3 separate regions of the Mus musculus genome follow, and regions 1 and 2 are each linked to region 3. The links are chromatin loops, found by intact Hi-C in ENCODE. Cell type or tissue: left cerebral cortex. All regions are shown on one strand.

What was found. Hi-C counts contacts between places; a loop is a spot of excess contacts. Peaks named below come from ENCODE experiments on the same cell type or tissue, not always from the same donor. Only the 100,000 strongest peaks of a DNase experiment are listed, where the experiment ranks them.
Region 1: a loop joins it to region 3, with 7 times the contacts of the local background. A loop is called at or near these places in 3 of 42 quality-filtered maps.
Region 2: a loop joins it to region 3, with 6 times the contacts of the local background. A loop is called at or near these places in 11 of 42 quality-filtered maps.

Annotation. Positions count from the first base shown.
Region 1 is chr6:108,590,553-108,595,552 of GRCm38, forward strand. All of the region lies in intron 3 of 0610040F04Rik (RIKEN cDNA 0610040F04 gene), which reads right to left. Among named protein-coding and RNA genes, the nearest start is that of Gm44040, 57 kb to the left of the region's middle. In left cerebral cortex, no CTCF peak of the experiment used is centred here; DNase peaks (open chromatin) are centred at 1,891, 2,274, 2,827, 3,869 and 1 more place; H3K27ac peaks cover 2,815 bases.
Region 2 is chr6:108,551,716-108,556,715 of GRCm38, forward strand. No RefSeq gene overlaps it. Among named protein-coding and RNA genes, the nearest start is that of Gm44040, 18 kb to the left of the region's middle. In left cerebral cortex, a CTCF peak has its summit at 2,854; DNase peaks (open chromatin) are centred at 2,887 and 3,447; H3K27ac peaks cover 1,801 bases.
Region 3 is chr6:108,659,774-108,664,773 of GRCm38, forward strand. Bhlhe40 (basic helix-loop-helix family, member e40) reads left to right here and starts at 856. Exons shown (of 5, transcript NM_011498.4): 1 at 856-1,219; 2 at 1,388-1,457; 3 at 1,732-1,839; 4 at 2,748-2,871; 5 at 4,706-5,000. The coding sequence starts at 1,140. 0610040F04Rik (RIKEN cDNA 0610040F04 gene) reads right to left here and starts at 1,161. Exons shown (of 7, transcript NR_104577.1): 1 at 1,044-1,161. In left cerebral cortex, CTCF peaks have their summits at 1,919 and 3,378; DNase peaks (open chromatin) are centred at 289, 744, 1,884, 2,870 and 1 more place; H3K4me3 peaks cover 5,000 bases; H3K27ac peaks cover 4,448 bases.

The DNA of each region.
Region 1 (5,000 bases), 69 kb before region 3:
AAAAACAATCTCAATAAATCTAAGATAAATGATAAACAGTGACAATCCCAGCACTGGAGTAGAAGCTGAGAGTGGGAGATTAAAAGCTCAAGTTCATCTTGAGCTACAATCAAGTTTGAGACTAGTCAGCAGTACCTAAGATCCTGTCTCAAAAGAGAAATCCTTTTAGCCAAGCATGGTGGGGAACATCTTTAATCCCAGTACTTGGTAGGCAGAGGCAGAGCTCTGTGAGTTTAAGGCCAGCCTAGTCTACAGAGTGAGTTCCAGGACAGCCAGGACTACACAGAGAAACCCTATCTCTAAGAAAAAAAAAAAACACACACAAATCTCTTTAAAACTATACATCATCATTTATGTCCAACCCAGGCTGTAGGTATCTTTCAAAGCACTTCACATAGTTAAGTAGTTTATCATTCAGTCACCTTCATGTTTGTCTTCTTGCTCTTCGTCAAAGATAGGAACCCTTTCTCTCATTCACTACAGTATTCCCTATGCCCCAAGAAAGTATAAGTGCTTTGCATACACATTCTCAATATCTACTTGATAAACAAATGAACGACCTCTGTTTTTTCCCCAATGTCTTTGCATAGAATCCCACTTGCCCACCCAGGTTAGGAACTGTCTCTAAGGAGTAAGTTAGACACAGCTAACAGTGTGGAATCATATTATTCACTGAGGTCATCAATCATTAACAAAGCAATCACACATCATTAGCTCAATAGTGACAGACCCAATAATTAATTATCATTTGAGAAAAACAACTCTAGAGGATCAGTTTAAAAAATAATAGCAAAATTCTGAAAACGTATTCTGCACCTGTAATTCTGACAACCACTTCCCTCGCTTTAAAAACTCATGTTGAGACATTGCTATGTGATATTTCATGTATCTTACGATATTGACAAGTTTATTTATAAAGGGTTACCTATCTTGCTCATGGCCTAATTGTTTATTTCTCTTAAATTTTTATATTTTATTAATGTTCTAAATGTCACAACTGTTTTGAAACTCTTTGAATAATTTAAATTAGACGGAAGATTAAATATTTTGTAGTTGAAGTTATAAACCAAGGTCCTTCCCTCCAAGATACCTGTCCTGATTTATCACAATTCCAAATAAAATAGTCTTGTTTAGAGATATTTGGAGTAAACTTTTACTTGCTTTAACAAACAGTTGAGTCAGGCAGGCCCCAGAAGTCTGCTGGTTTAGACCAGTTTCCTTATTTTATTTTTTAAAAGCATTTAATTTTATGATGCAACTAAAGATTTTCTTTGTGTAATATATGATAAAGACAATAAAGTATTTTTTATCCTATTCTTCCAAACAGAAAAAAAAAAAAAAGTCAGTTAAGCCACCAAGCTGGCTATGATTCCAAATACCTGTATCCCAGCCCATTGGAGGTAGAGGCAGGGAACTGTGGAGTTCAAGTTCATGGGGGCGGGGAGGGGGGATACATAGTGAGTCTGAAGCCAGTTAAAGCTACATGAGCCCTTGTCTCAAAACAATAATGAATGCCTTCTAGAGAAAGGTGTGTGTTACTAGCCTCCCAGGTGAGTCTCATGGACAGTGCAGCTCAGCATCTTCAAAAAGATCAATAATACCAAGTAAGGGCTGGGTACCACAAACCAGGTTACATAGCAAGTACCCAACCTTCCTAATGAGCCTCTGTAGCCACACAGAGCCTGTCTTCCATTCAGAAGCCTGGATTCCCCGTTTTACCGCTTCCTTTCCCTGATCAGATAACAGGCTTTGTGTTCCTACCGGAGTCACCATTTCATGGTTTGCACAAGACCGACCTGCAGTGCATCCAGATTTTCATAACCCGTCAAACAATTTTTCAGTATGTGTTATGGCAGGATATTCTAGAACTGCCAAGAAAAGTAAATTCACAGAGCCGCCTGCAATTCAGTAACTATTGCAAATTAGCATAAATAGCCCTGTTTTAGAAGGAATGGCTTTTGCAAGTCATACAGGAAAAATAATGTGGCTTTGCATTTGCATCATTAAAAACTCCCCCTGTGTACACCTTCACCATGAATATTAAACACGGCACAACCATTCAGCACGTTAACCTGCTTGGGTGAAACTCTTTAATGAAACATTTGGTTATGATCACAAGACTAACTAGGAAAACTAGCTAACAAGTACCTATTTTTACGGATTTTTTTTTTCATCTTAAAAGGAAAAAAAATTGCATATCAAATAAAACCTCTCAACACTTGTCAGCTCTCCTGTGAACATACCATATAAATGGACGGGCACCGGCTGCCAGGGAAAACGAAAGGCCAAATTGCACTCATATACCCATGCTGTCAAGTTCAGAGAGAAATCTGTCCTAGACCCAAGCCATCCACACGGCGCACAATGAGCCTGTTAACAAGAACTAAGAATGGATAAAATTCTTCAGATTTTTCTGCATAGATCTTACTTTCTTAGTCACCACCATGATTTTAAAATGACTCTGGCTAGTTGCTCAAGGCACAAAACAAAGGTACTTTCAAATAGCAAATGTGCTTAAATTCTATATGTTCCAATCAAAACTCTTAAAAAAAAAAAAAAAAAAAAAACCTGTAGAGAACAGCAGCTGTGGATTTACCTAGATACAAACATATTCATGGTACTGTGGGCTGCTCAAGAGGTGTGACCGTTATGTGGAGCAAATTTTTAAAAATGAAAAGAAAATATATTAGAGCAAGTTTTGAACATGAGACTGTTTATAACCATTCGAGAAGATTCTTCAAGCACAGTAGCTCTGAACACGTTTCTCCAGGTCCCAGCCCTGCCACTCAAACAAGTGGACGATGCTGGAAGGGTATTGATGAACAGCTTGCTTAAAGAGAGAACAGGAGACTCTGTGGGCAGCAGAAAGCTGTGTAGGCAAGGCAAAAAAGGGCCAAAGGAACCGGGCTTAAGAGGCAGGTGTAGGTGTGGGTGTGGGTGGGGAACAATGGCCTTAATCTCCCGGCATTTGGGACTGATGGATCTTTGTGAGTTCCAGGCCAGTCAAGGCTACAGGGTGAGACCTTGTCTCAGAGAAGAGGAGGGGAGGGAGGGGAGGAAGAGGAGGAGGAAGAGGAAGAGGAGGAGGAAGAAGAGGAGGAAGAGGAGGGGTAGGAGAAACTTGTCGTCTTGCCCTTGTCTGCTACCACCTGGCCCCTTTTTCTCACCGGGAAGCAGCACTTCCTTTTCAACCGTGCTGCTTCTCAGTACAAAACAGCCAATGACTCTTTCTCCCAGCCTCCTGGGTTCTTTCAGCCTCTTCAAGTCTTCTCACCCTTGCTCCCTATTGTAGTCAATAAGTGATGAGCTACCCATGCTAGAAACCTGGGAGAAGCTGGGTGAGTCTCCTTTCAGTCTGATGGAAGCCGCCTTTTGAGCTGTGAGATGTTTCCAGTTGCTTGTCCTTGGGGGATGGAACGCAGACCTTGCATATGCTAGGCAGGCACTTTACCACTGACCTATGTGTCCCGCCACCTAATTCAGTCCAGTCCAGGTTTAAGAATGTCTTAAAATTCTCTCTCTCTCTCTCTGTCTCGCTCTCTCTCTCTCTCTCCTTCCACATGTAGCCTTTCTGACTCATTCTTTAAATAGCAATGTCCATTCCTCCCCACTAAGTATAACACACCAAGGTTAGTATCTAACTTTCAGATATTATTTTTCCTATATATTTTGTGTTCTGAGTTGGGGTGCGTGGTGGTGCCCCATCCTCCTCCTGCTAGCCAGCTGCTCTAACTTGGAGCTTCAGCTTTAGCTGTTCTTAATCACAGCCAGTGCGTTTGTTTCCTCTGTTTCTCCCCAGGCTCTTTGGTTGCTCTACTTTGGGGATGCTGTGTGTCGGAGAGCAGCGTGCTGGATCTAAACTTGGGAGTGCCATATTTATATTCTTCTCCCTGCCAAGAACACCTTTCTCTCCATTCCCACTCAATGCTTACCTCCATATCTTTTTCTTTGTTTTGATTCGGGTTGTTGTACCTCAGTGATAAAACTCTGTTCTTTCCAGAATTTTCTTGCTTTCTATGCTAGGGAGGGGCATGCAATGCATGCCAGAATCACAGGGCTTAGGCTAAAAGTGGCTCCTCCTTCTAATGACTGCAAGCTCCCTTGTAGACAATGGCTAAATATAAGGTGTCAGGGATACAATCTGGCTGAGGCATTTCATGCAACTTCTGAAAAGCAAGTGAAGGGCTCTAATCATTTGGCTGGGCATGGTAGCACATGTCTCTAATCCTAGAATTTAGATGCAGAGGAGGGCAGATCTCTGTAAGTTCAAGGCTTGCCTGGCATACATAGTGCCAGGTCAGCCAGGGCACTCTGCAAATAAATAAATAAAAAATAAATAAATAAGAATAAGAATCATCTGAAGGCTAGGGATGTAGATCACTTGGTAGGATGCTTGTCCTGAATGTATGAAGTCATGGATTTAATCCCAAATACAATATATAGCTCTAGTGATCCATATTTGTGATCTCAGCACTTGGGAGGGAGAGACAGGTGAGTCAGAAGTTTAAGATCATCGTTGGTTACAAAGCAAGTCTGAAGTCAGTCTGGAGAACATGAAATCCTGTCTCAAAACCAGTAAATATCAACTAAACAAAGCCACACAACGATATGCATATGTAAAATATCACTATGAAACCCATTATTCTGAATAATCAATACATGCCAATAAAGATCCATTGTTGAAAAGAATCATCTGAGTCATTTGCAAAATAATGAAATCCTATCTCTGAAAGAGACATAAGAAACTCACAGAAAGGTAGGAGAGTCTGAATAAACAGACTTATTGTGTAACCCTCCCCCACACTCCCCCTCGGGGCCTGGTACATGGAAGCGAGCATTTTACCATTTGCCTGGTGTGTGTGTGTGTGTGTGTGTGTGTGTGTGTGTGTGTGTATTGGAGGGTAATTGTGTACATTTTATATTAGTGATGTTGTATATGTACAATTTGCCAGACAAAATTCAGGTATACATCTCCTAACAAAACAGATGACAAAGCTCTC
Region 2 (5,000 bases), 110 kb before region 3:
TACATAAATTGGGTAACGTAAGTCAATTTTCCAGTCAGTTTAAAATTTTCCACCATAAGGTAAGCCTACGAGAGACACGTGGCTTTTTGTCTAAAACCAACATGGCTCCTGTACTCAATCCCATAATACTGTGCGGCCAGCAAGGACCTGCTCTTTGCCCTGGGCTTCGTCTTTGATCTCTCAAGCTCTCCAGCACGGCATGGCTGGCAGTGTACGTTGTGTCTCCCCACGTCCTAGCTGGTTCACTGGAAACTTCTGCATTGACATGTTTAGGTGGCAGCTTTTACAGGTTTGTCGTGTCTCATTTGAATCCTGTCACCAAAGATATAAATCTTCATTCAGTTTGCCAGCTTCAGCAGAAAATAATTGAAACTGGAATGTCACTCCGCCTTACTCGCTGCAGGTCCTACCTTGGGAATGTGGGCGTCAACACCAAAGCTGGTACAGTGTAGCTAAAACAGAATCTGCAGGTAACTCTCTCAGGGCCTCTGAGAGGGCCTTGATTCCACTGCCTCCTCCACACACCACCTTTTCCTACACCTCTGTTTCAAGGGTTGAGATCCAGGTCACCTTCAAAATTACCCTCCACCATCCCCCATGAGGAAGTAGCATTTCCAGGCTAAGCATTAGGTATGACAATGCAGTGTCCATGTGCAAGAAGAAAGCCTTTGTGGCTTTAGTTGCTTAAATGTTTGCCACCATAGCAGATCAAGTTTTGTTTGGGGGTTTGGTTTGTTGGTGGATTGGTGGATGGGATTTGTTGGTGGGTTGGTTTTTGGTGGGTTGGTTTTTGGTAGGTTGGTGGGTTTGGTTTGTTGGTGGGTTGGTTTTTGGTTGGTGGGTTGGAGGGTTGGTTTTTTTGTCCTCCTTAAAGGACTACATGCTCAGTCCACCAAACCAAAGAACAGTAATGAGCCTTAAAAGATGAGCCCTGGAGCCTTCAACAGGGAGAGTAACTTCCTGAGTGCTGGCTCCAACATAAACAGACACCTCCTGACTTCTGCAAGACAGAGCTAGCTCTTCCCAAGTCAGGTGCTGCCTGCCTTTCAGCACAGGGCTAGCCTACTTTAGTAGTCATCTCCTTCTCACTCTGTCCCTGCATAGGAAATTCTACCCACCGATCAGTCATTCTTTTTCAAACCTCTTTCATAAGAGACTCTATAAGCTAGAAAGCACTAAGTGTGAATACTGTATCAAGACTGAAAACCCTGTGGCAGAGATAAGCAACAGGTACACTCCTAACAGATCTGCCTTCCACACCGAGAGATCTTGTACAATACCTTTTACTTAGCCACATCTTTCAAAAGGTGAGCCAATCTCAACTCAATCAAGGGAGCTCCCTTCCAATGACTGTACTCATTGCTGTCCCAGAAGTCAAGTGTTTAGCCAAATCCACTTAACTCTAGTTCACTGATCACTTGTTAACAATCAACTGGGATGTTGGAAAACCCCCATAAAGATTTCGATTTTACAGAAAGTACCCAAAATTCCACTGATTTTGCATCACAAAGTGGTGGTTAAAGTACTGTTTTGAGTAAAACGCACTGTGTGTGGTTTTTGTGGGTGGCTTTAGCTAAGAATGACTATCAGACCTCAATTACCTGACAGGAGAGAGCTATGACGGCAATTATAATTAAGACAATTAGGATCATAACAAATACCTTTCCACCCTTAGCAATAGAAGTCAAGTATAGCATCCCAACACCAATTCAGAAACAACCAGCTCAACACACCAAACCTACCAACATGGACAATTTAGAAAACAACAGTGGATTGTATATGTCACAGCTCACACTATAGGATGGACTGCCTTAATGCTGGACTTCTGAATTCTTTTACGAGTCTCTACATTACTGGAGGTATGACTTGAGGAAAAAATAGCAAGCAGGCAACCTAAAATCCTTTTAAGGTCGTGACAAGCCAGTGTGGAAGAGAATCCTAACACCTAGAAGTGAAACTGCATCATCTACCCAGCCTGGAAAGAAAAAAGAAAGCTAAAAACCACCAGAGAGCAAGAAGGCAGAGTTTGAGAAAACCCCTAAGGTGAATTCTGAACAACAACAAAAAGAGTCCCACAACATGAGTGCGTGTTGTGTGCAGGAACCACTGGTGGAAAGAATTCGCCAGCACTTTTGTGATCACCTCAGAGAGAGAGAGAGAGAGAGAGAGAGAGAGAGAGAGAGAGAGAGAGAGAGAGAGAGAGAGAGAGAGAGAGAGAGAGAGAGAGAGAGAGAGGCCGGGCCCATTTCAATGGAACAATACAATACAGTACACACAAGTGCACAATCCAGGAATGTAAGGTCCTCACTGCTGAATAGCTTGAAGGCACTTCATGCCTTTTTAACATATATGTCACTTACAGGATCTCAGAAGTCTCTCCAGAAGCCTTCTGTGGAAGCTGTCTGGAAGATTTGGTGTTGTCACTGGGTAAGATACCTGGGACACACAAGGCTGGTAGTGGTTCTCAACCTTCCTGGTGCTTCCACCCATTAATACCATTCCCCATGGTGTGGTGACCCCAACCATAAATTTACTTTCATTGCTACTTCATAACTGTAATTTTGTTGCTGTTGTGAATCATAAGGTCTCAGGTGACCCCTGAGAAAAGGTTGTTCAACCCCCCAAAGAGGTCATAACCCACAGGTTGAGAACCATTGGTTCAGAGGCTAAAGGATTGTCTGGCCTCCACAGGCCACAGGGTAGAATAAAAAGACAGGGCCCTTGACAATGAGAATCTTTGTGCTAGCTCAACCACCTACATGTTTTGACTCTGAGAGAGTTAGTCATTTCAATTTTTAATTCTCCCCATTCTAAGAGTAGAGCGCTCTTTCCACTTCCTCCCACAGGTGGTAATGAGCGCAGAGATGCTATGCGGACACCAGGGGCCTGCTTGGTATGCTCCATCCATATTGCCCATTCCTTGTGCCTGACATTTTCTTCTCACACCTACCCACAATCTCAGCTAACTATTGCACAACCAAGCTACTTTCTGTTCCTACTAAATCGCTCTGCTGTTGTTGCTGTGGATCTTAAATCTTTATGTCTTCACATGACATGTTTGGGTCACATCCAGTCATTTTTATTTTAACTATGTTGTAACTATCAGTTTGAACTGAATAATTCATTAAAAAAAAAAAAAAAACTTAGTCACACAGTTCCCAACTTCCGGATAATCGCTCTTATATTTGTGATCACTGGTGAATTTAAAATCTGAGGTGTTTTTTTTTTAAATATCTGAAGCTATTTAACGTCTGGGATCATGGATTTCCTTAGCTTATGAACCTCCCAACCCTGCTAATGAAACAGTTCCTCTTGCATCTGACTCATCCACAGTTTCACTGTCTTTCACTTAACATTTAAATGTAAAGTCTGTGCCATATTGCATGTAACTGTGGAGACCCAGAACTTCCCTTAACAGTTTCAAGGAGCCTAAGAAATTTGCTTACACTCCCTCAGTGAACCTTCCCACTCTAGACCCTAAATCCGATTCCTATTCTGTTTCCTGTCCCATCTCCCTCTTACTCCACCCGTGATGTGGCTATGGTGCTCCTTCCTTCAGTGTCAGTGACACAGGGCAGTGTGAAAAATGGCACCATACTAGGGGAAGAGAACAACGAACAGGAAACCTGTGACAACAGAATGAGAGTTCCCTCCCTTCCTTCCTGGCCACTCAAATAACGAGTTCTCAGCCATTTATATTTGCCCACCATCTTGTTCGACAACAGCAAAACAAAGAAAACCCCCACCTTTCAGCTTCTTCAAAGAAGACATCCACGTGGAAAAGATGACCTGGATTTAACTGAGCGGAACTCTGAGCCTGATAGTCAAAGGCAACCACCCGCCTTCATCAACCATAGACAGTGAGCTAGGCACACCCCAGCTCAGATCCTGACCTTCCACCTCCCTTACCTACCCATCTGGGGATTTTTGTTGTTGTAGCTGTTGTGTGTGTGTGAATACACACCACACAGGTGCACATGCTCATGTGTGTATGTGGAGAACAGAGGATATCCTCTGTCCTTGGATGTCATCCGATATTTTAATTTTTTACATACGGTCTCTCTCTCTGGTCTACAAGTAGGCTAGGCTACTTATCCTGTAAGCTCTAGGGAGCTTCCTGTCTCTGGCTGTCCAGTGCTGAGAGTACACACCTGGCTTTTTCTTTTCTTTCTTTCTTTCTTTTTTTTTTTTTTAATAGAAGCAGCTGGGGTTAAACTCAGTCAGATTCCCATGCTTAGAAGGCAATGGCTCCGCCAACCCAAACTATGTCCCCAACTCGAAATTGAAAGGGTTTTTTAAGAACTAAGGGTGATACTAGTTTGTTTCCTTATCATCAGGATGGAGCACAGTTCCTCCCGAGTGAAGAAGCCCCATGCATGTGGGGAAGTCTTCCCTTCATCTACTTTAGAGTTCTGCAGTCAAGTTCAAGGAGGAAGACTTCCTGAAAGAAAGAATATGCCAGTCACCCCAAAAGAGAAGCATCCTACTAAACTAACAATCCAGCAGCTGCTACCAGATAACCACTCACTACTCAGAATGCCTCTCACCTCAGAGCTCAAAACCATAAACTAAGCTGATCCCTCTACACAAGCAAAGCCCTGCTCTTCTTTCTTGAGAAGAGACAAAACCGTGTTGTGACTTAGCTTAGCATCCAGGAATGTGAGAATTCAGACCCAGCTGTACCTCCAATGCTCCCTGCCATACCACTCCTCATCCAGGAACCCTTAAAGGGAACACTCCACTTGCTCATTGAGTCAGTTCTTAGACAGAGCACACCTTTGGTAGCATAAGAAAATTTTGGCCATTTGGGGTAGTATAAAGAATTGTCTCATTTATTTATGAACTATATGTAAATGACTGAGTCAAATTTAACCCCCAGCTGGATAAAACCAAACATGTTTCAGAGTTTCTGCTAATCCCAGAAATCTAATAAGAACAAACAGACCAGGTGGTGAAATGGAACTGGCTTTTTATTCTGTGCCTTTCTCCTACTATTTAAA
Region 3 (5,000 bases):
AGGTGCGCGCGGCGTGCTCGGCGGCGGCCTCGGCTGCCCTAGCTCCTGGCCACCAGCCCGCTTCCCATGGGGTGACATCCGCCCCGCCCTCGGTCCCTCCCCAAGGCGGGCAATTCCTGGACACTGAGGCTGAGCGCTGGGGGGGGGGGGGGGGGGGGGGCTGGGAAGCCAGGACGGAAAGAAACCCCAGCCTCTGGAGAAGGCTAAGGGGGGCCGACGACTCCCTCAGCTGCGCACCGGTTCCTAGGAGCGGGCCAGGCGGGGGAGGAGGAAGAAGGCTGGGCTGGAGCGACCAAGGGGATATTCCTCTCCCGGCTTGAGTCAGACGCGGGCGGAATCCGTCCTCCCCCGTTCCCTCCCAGGAGACGGGAACTTACTTCATTTCCCTGGGGCAGGTTCGCCCACGTTACCAACTCTTCCCCCCCCCCCTCCAGCTCCCCGGTTCCTTCCAGCTTCCGTGCCCCCCACCCAGCTGGGCAGGACTCTGGCTGCGCTGCCACCCCCTCTTTCGGGGAAAGGAGGCCGCAGCCGCAGACACCTGGGGGCCCGAGGTTTGGAGGGGGGGGGGGCACTTCGCAGCCGCCAGAGCGTTGTCCAACACGTGAGGCTCATGTGATGAAGCCGGGGGAGGGCGGGCAGGTCGCTCCTTCCCTCCCCGGCAGCGGCCAGACGTGCTTGGAGTCACAGGGTAGAACACGTAGCTTCTACCCACCCACTCGCTCCCATTTAACCCAGCCCGCAGCCTCTCCTTACTCCTCGGCTCGTCCCCTCCAGCAACTCCCCCCCCCCCGCCCCGCCCGCTCCGCCCTGAGCAACCCCCCCTTCCCTCCCGCCTCTCCGCCCGCCCCACTTCTCATTCACTTGGCTCGCACGGCGCAGACAGCGCAGCGAGCACACACCGCCAGTCTGTGTGCAGAGCGGGAGCCAGAAGCCGTGGGGACACCCGGCCATGCACGCCCCCAACTGAAGCGACACCTCAAAGCCGCTGCTCCTGGCATCCCAGCGCATTGCAAGGAAGCTCAGGCTAGCTCATAGGAACATACCTCTTGAGACCCTCGGATCCTCCCTTCCAGGGCAGCCCTTTCTCAGACTCTACTAAGTGCAGACAGGAGCGCACAGTGGCCCCTGCTCGCCGCATCATGGAACGGATCCCCAGCGCGCAACCACCTCCTACCTGCCTGCCCAAAGCTCCAGGGCTGGAGCACGGAGACCTGTCAGGGTAAGTGTGTGCTGTGATCCCTTCAAGTCTCCACTCCTAACCTTGTGTTCCGCGACACTCTCAACTTGGGGCATCTCTGAGAGTATAGGGGGCTTCTTTCACGTCTAGGGCTCCTGCAGCTAGTACGCACTCGGGAGTCACGGCTTTTTCTGACCTCTCTCCCTGCAGGATGGATTTTGCCCACATGTACCAAGTGTACAAGTCCAGGCGGGGAATAAAACGGAGCGAAGACAGCAAGGTAGGTGCATCCCTGGGAACCTCATTCCTTAGCCCCTCGTGTGCGCTGAGTTTCCAAGAAAAGTTTGCTTGTTTCAAGGTTGGCTGGGGGGTTCAAGATGAGATGAGCTCATTGCCACAAATGAGTGACTTGGGAAAGAAGGGGCAGAGAAGGTGAATCTGGGTGCGTCTCTGCGCCCTCGCAGAATTTTTCCCCCCTGCTACCGGTTGGGAAGGAAGGGAGGAAGCTTCGTTCCCTTCCCCGGGCACCCATTGCTTCCATGTATTCCATGCAGGAAACTTACAAACTGCCGCACCGGCTGATTGAGAAAAAGAGACGTGACCGGATTAACGAGTGCATTGCCCAGCTGAAGGATCTCCTACCCGAACATCTCAAACTTACTGTAAGTGAGAAGCTGGCTGCGCTCCAACCCAGTTCTTCTGCCCAGAGGGCGGATGGTGGGGTGGGGGTGTCTCTCGCCGCCTGCAGGCGTCACGGGGAACTGCATGCTAGACGGGCGGATCAAAGCTTCTGGTTTGGAGGGAACCCATCCCCAGACCCAGAACTTCCTAAGCAGAGGCAGAACCAGAACCATCTGGGGCCTCTTTAAGTTGGCTTCAACACTAACACAGCTTCCTTTTGGTAGTTTTTTTTTCTCTCTCTCACCACCTTGTAGTCTCCCTGACTTAAAGAAGCAAACCACGAAATTAAAAACTTAAGCCTTGTCCGCTTTTCATTTACAATAGGACCTACTTTATTTAATGTGTGCCTTTTTTTTTTTTCGTCATAATCTTTACTGGTAGCCAAAAGCTTTTTAGCTTTTCCTTCGGGAAAAGTATTTGGAAAGGAAGACAAAAAGCCAGCATGACTGGAAGTTCTGAACAAGTGTCAGGGGGGAAAGAAAGAAAGAAAGAAACGCAACACATTGGGAAAGCCACTTGGTTGCCAGACACAGTAGACATCCCTCCCTGGGTTGACACCACAGCAGATAAATGTTATCCCCGGAGTCCCCTAAGTTAAGGTCAGGGCAGCTGCTGGAGAAATATATCTGTCAGCTCACTCCCTAGACTGTAACAACTACCAAAATGCCTCCAAAGATAGACAACACGTGTCTGGCTTTTTTTTTTTTTTAAGCTTTTGATCATCTATGTGTATATGTTAAAACATCTGCAAACTTTAAATTTAGTGGAGCAGGAAAGACTCTTCCTATCTTTGTTGTTGTTGACACCCAATTCTCCTAACAGATAGTGTCAGAAGGGACTCCACTGACCTCACGGGTGACAGACTCTCCGTTTTTTTCTTCTTCTTCAGACTTTGGGTCACTTGGAAAAAGCAGTGGTTCTGGAGCTTACGTTGAAGCACGTGAAAGCATTGACAAATCTAATTGATCAGCAGCAGCAGAAAATCATTGCCCTGCAGAGCGGTTTACAAGCTGGTGAGTCCCCGGCCTGATTAGTGTCTCCTGAGAGCTCAGTGCCAATCTAGCCCCTGGGAGCTCGCTCTGGCTTCTGACTCTTCTGTTACCATTCATTTTTCACAGTCACTGGGCAGGGGTGGGGGGGGGGGAGATGCTCTTCTGATTCTTTCCTAAAAGGTCATATTTTGCCATACGGAATGCTGCTGTGCGCCACCTGAAATGAGTCCATGTTAGCCCAGTGATGAAATGTTTCGGTGACATTTTGAGAGTGTCTAGGTTATGGGAGACTTCCCCATCCCCCTTTAAAATGCCAAGGCACCTATAATTTGCATTGTGGGTGTTTTTACAGTTGGTCTGATGAGCCCTCATTCATGGGCGAACAGAACACGGGTCTGCCCCCAGTGTTTTCCTGTTTCTTTGCTTCCTTCTCTTTGGATGTGGGGTGCAGTCTTGGCAGGATGACAGCAGGTTTTCTTTTTTCTTTTTTTTTTTTTTCCTCTTGCCTGCCTTCCATTGTGGTTCCCTGAATAGCCACCAGGTATCTTGGCAAATTGCACAATCCAACGAAACCACTGCTTTCATCATTCATTTATCCTGAGTTTCAGAGAATCGGGGTACAGACCAGGGGGAATCCTAATATGTACCCCAATAGGCGTTCTTCAGTCCTGTCCAAGGCTAGAATGAGAATCACAGAAACCAAACCAAGCCAGTATGTCTGCCAGTTTTCTTTCTAAAAATAGAAAGTTGATCAGGACTGATCTCGGGGTGTGTGTGTGTGTGTGTGTGTGTGAGCTACAGTATATGGAGAAGACTTACAAATAAAGAGCCTAGTTAAACTGCACGGAGGAAATGCAACTATTTGATGAATAGGTTAGGTTTCTGTGTGTGCAGCAGTTGTTGGAGTTGTTGGTTTTAGTTTTGTGGTGGTTTTGGTTGTTCTGGTTTTGGTTTTCCTAAAGCTCAGAAGTAACCTGCCAGCCTCACCCTCCCAGGCGGGGGGATTACAGTGGGAGCTGTAACAGTTTCTTGGGCATGGTGGTGCATGCCTGTAGTCCTGTCCTTGAGAGGCAGATGGAGCCCCTTAAATTCATAGCCAGCCAGTTTTGCATAGGGAATTCCAAGCCTTTTAAGACTAAATAGGGAGATCCTAGATCCTATCTCGTACAAAAAAAGGGGTGGGGGGCAAGGGAGACAATGTTTTGTTTAGGCGGTATTTGTTTTATATAGTTTCTTTTTATGAGTCTCTGGACTTCTGCTTCCATGAAACTGTTGCTATACTAACTTATTGAGGATGGGTGTGGTAGTGCAGACCTGTAGGCCCAGCAGTCTGAAAGTTAAGATAGGCTCATATGCGTTCAAGGCCAGCTTGGGTTGCTGAGTAACTCAGTGTCACTCTAGACTAGAATGAGACTGCTTTATTTAAAAAAAAAAAAAAAGATGTGACTGTTGAACTTTTAAACACAGTAGCATGTTCATTTTTGTGACACAAGAAAAATCGGTAGCTACTACATGAAGTTTATCAAGAGTAGAAGTAAGTTGGTTTATTTCTCTGGGACACTCTACAGACATTATGAATCCTAGTTCGGAAAGTGGAGTATATGTAACCTTAGCGATACTCTGTTGTAATTAGTATTAAAACCCAAGTATTAATAAGGAAAAAAAAACCCTGTAACTAAGTGGTCGGAATTTGTTTATTTTATTCTTTATACTTCTCAGCATAATTCTCTAGGCATAGACTTTTGGAGTCTGAAATGCAAATTGCCCGACAATTTCAAAAGAGACAAGAAGAGAGCCTCAGACTTACCTACCACCCAACCTTCTAAAATCCTCCTTTCTGGGTCTTTTTCTTCAGGTGATTTGTCGGGAAGAAATCTCGAGGCAGGGCAAGAAATGTTCTGCTCAGGTTTCCAGACTTGTGCCCGTGAGGTACTTCAGTACCTGGCGAAGCATGAGAACACTCGGGACCTGAAATCTTCCCAGCTCGTCACTCATCTCCATCGTGTGGTCTCGGAGCTGCTGCAGGGTGGTGCTTCCAGGAAACCATTGGACTCGGCTCCCAAAGCCGTGGACTTGAAAGAGAAGCCCAGCTTCCTAGCCAAGGGATCAGAAGGCCCTGGGAAAAACTGTGTGCCAGTCATCCAGCGGAC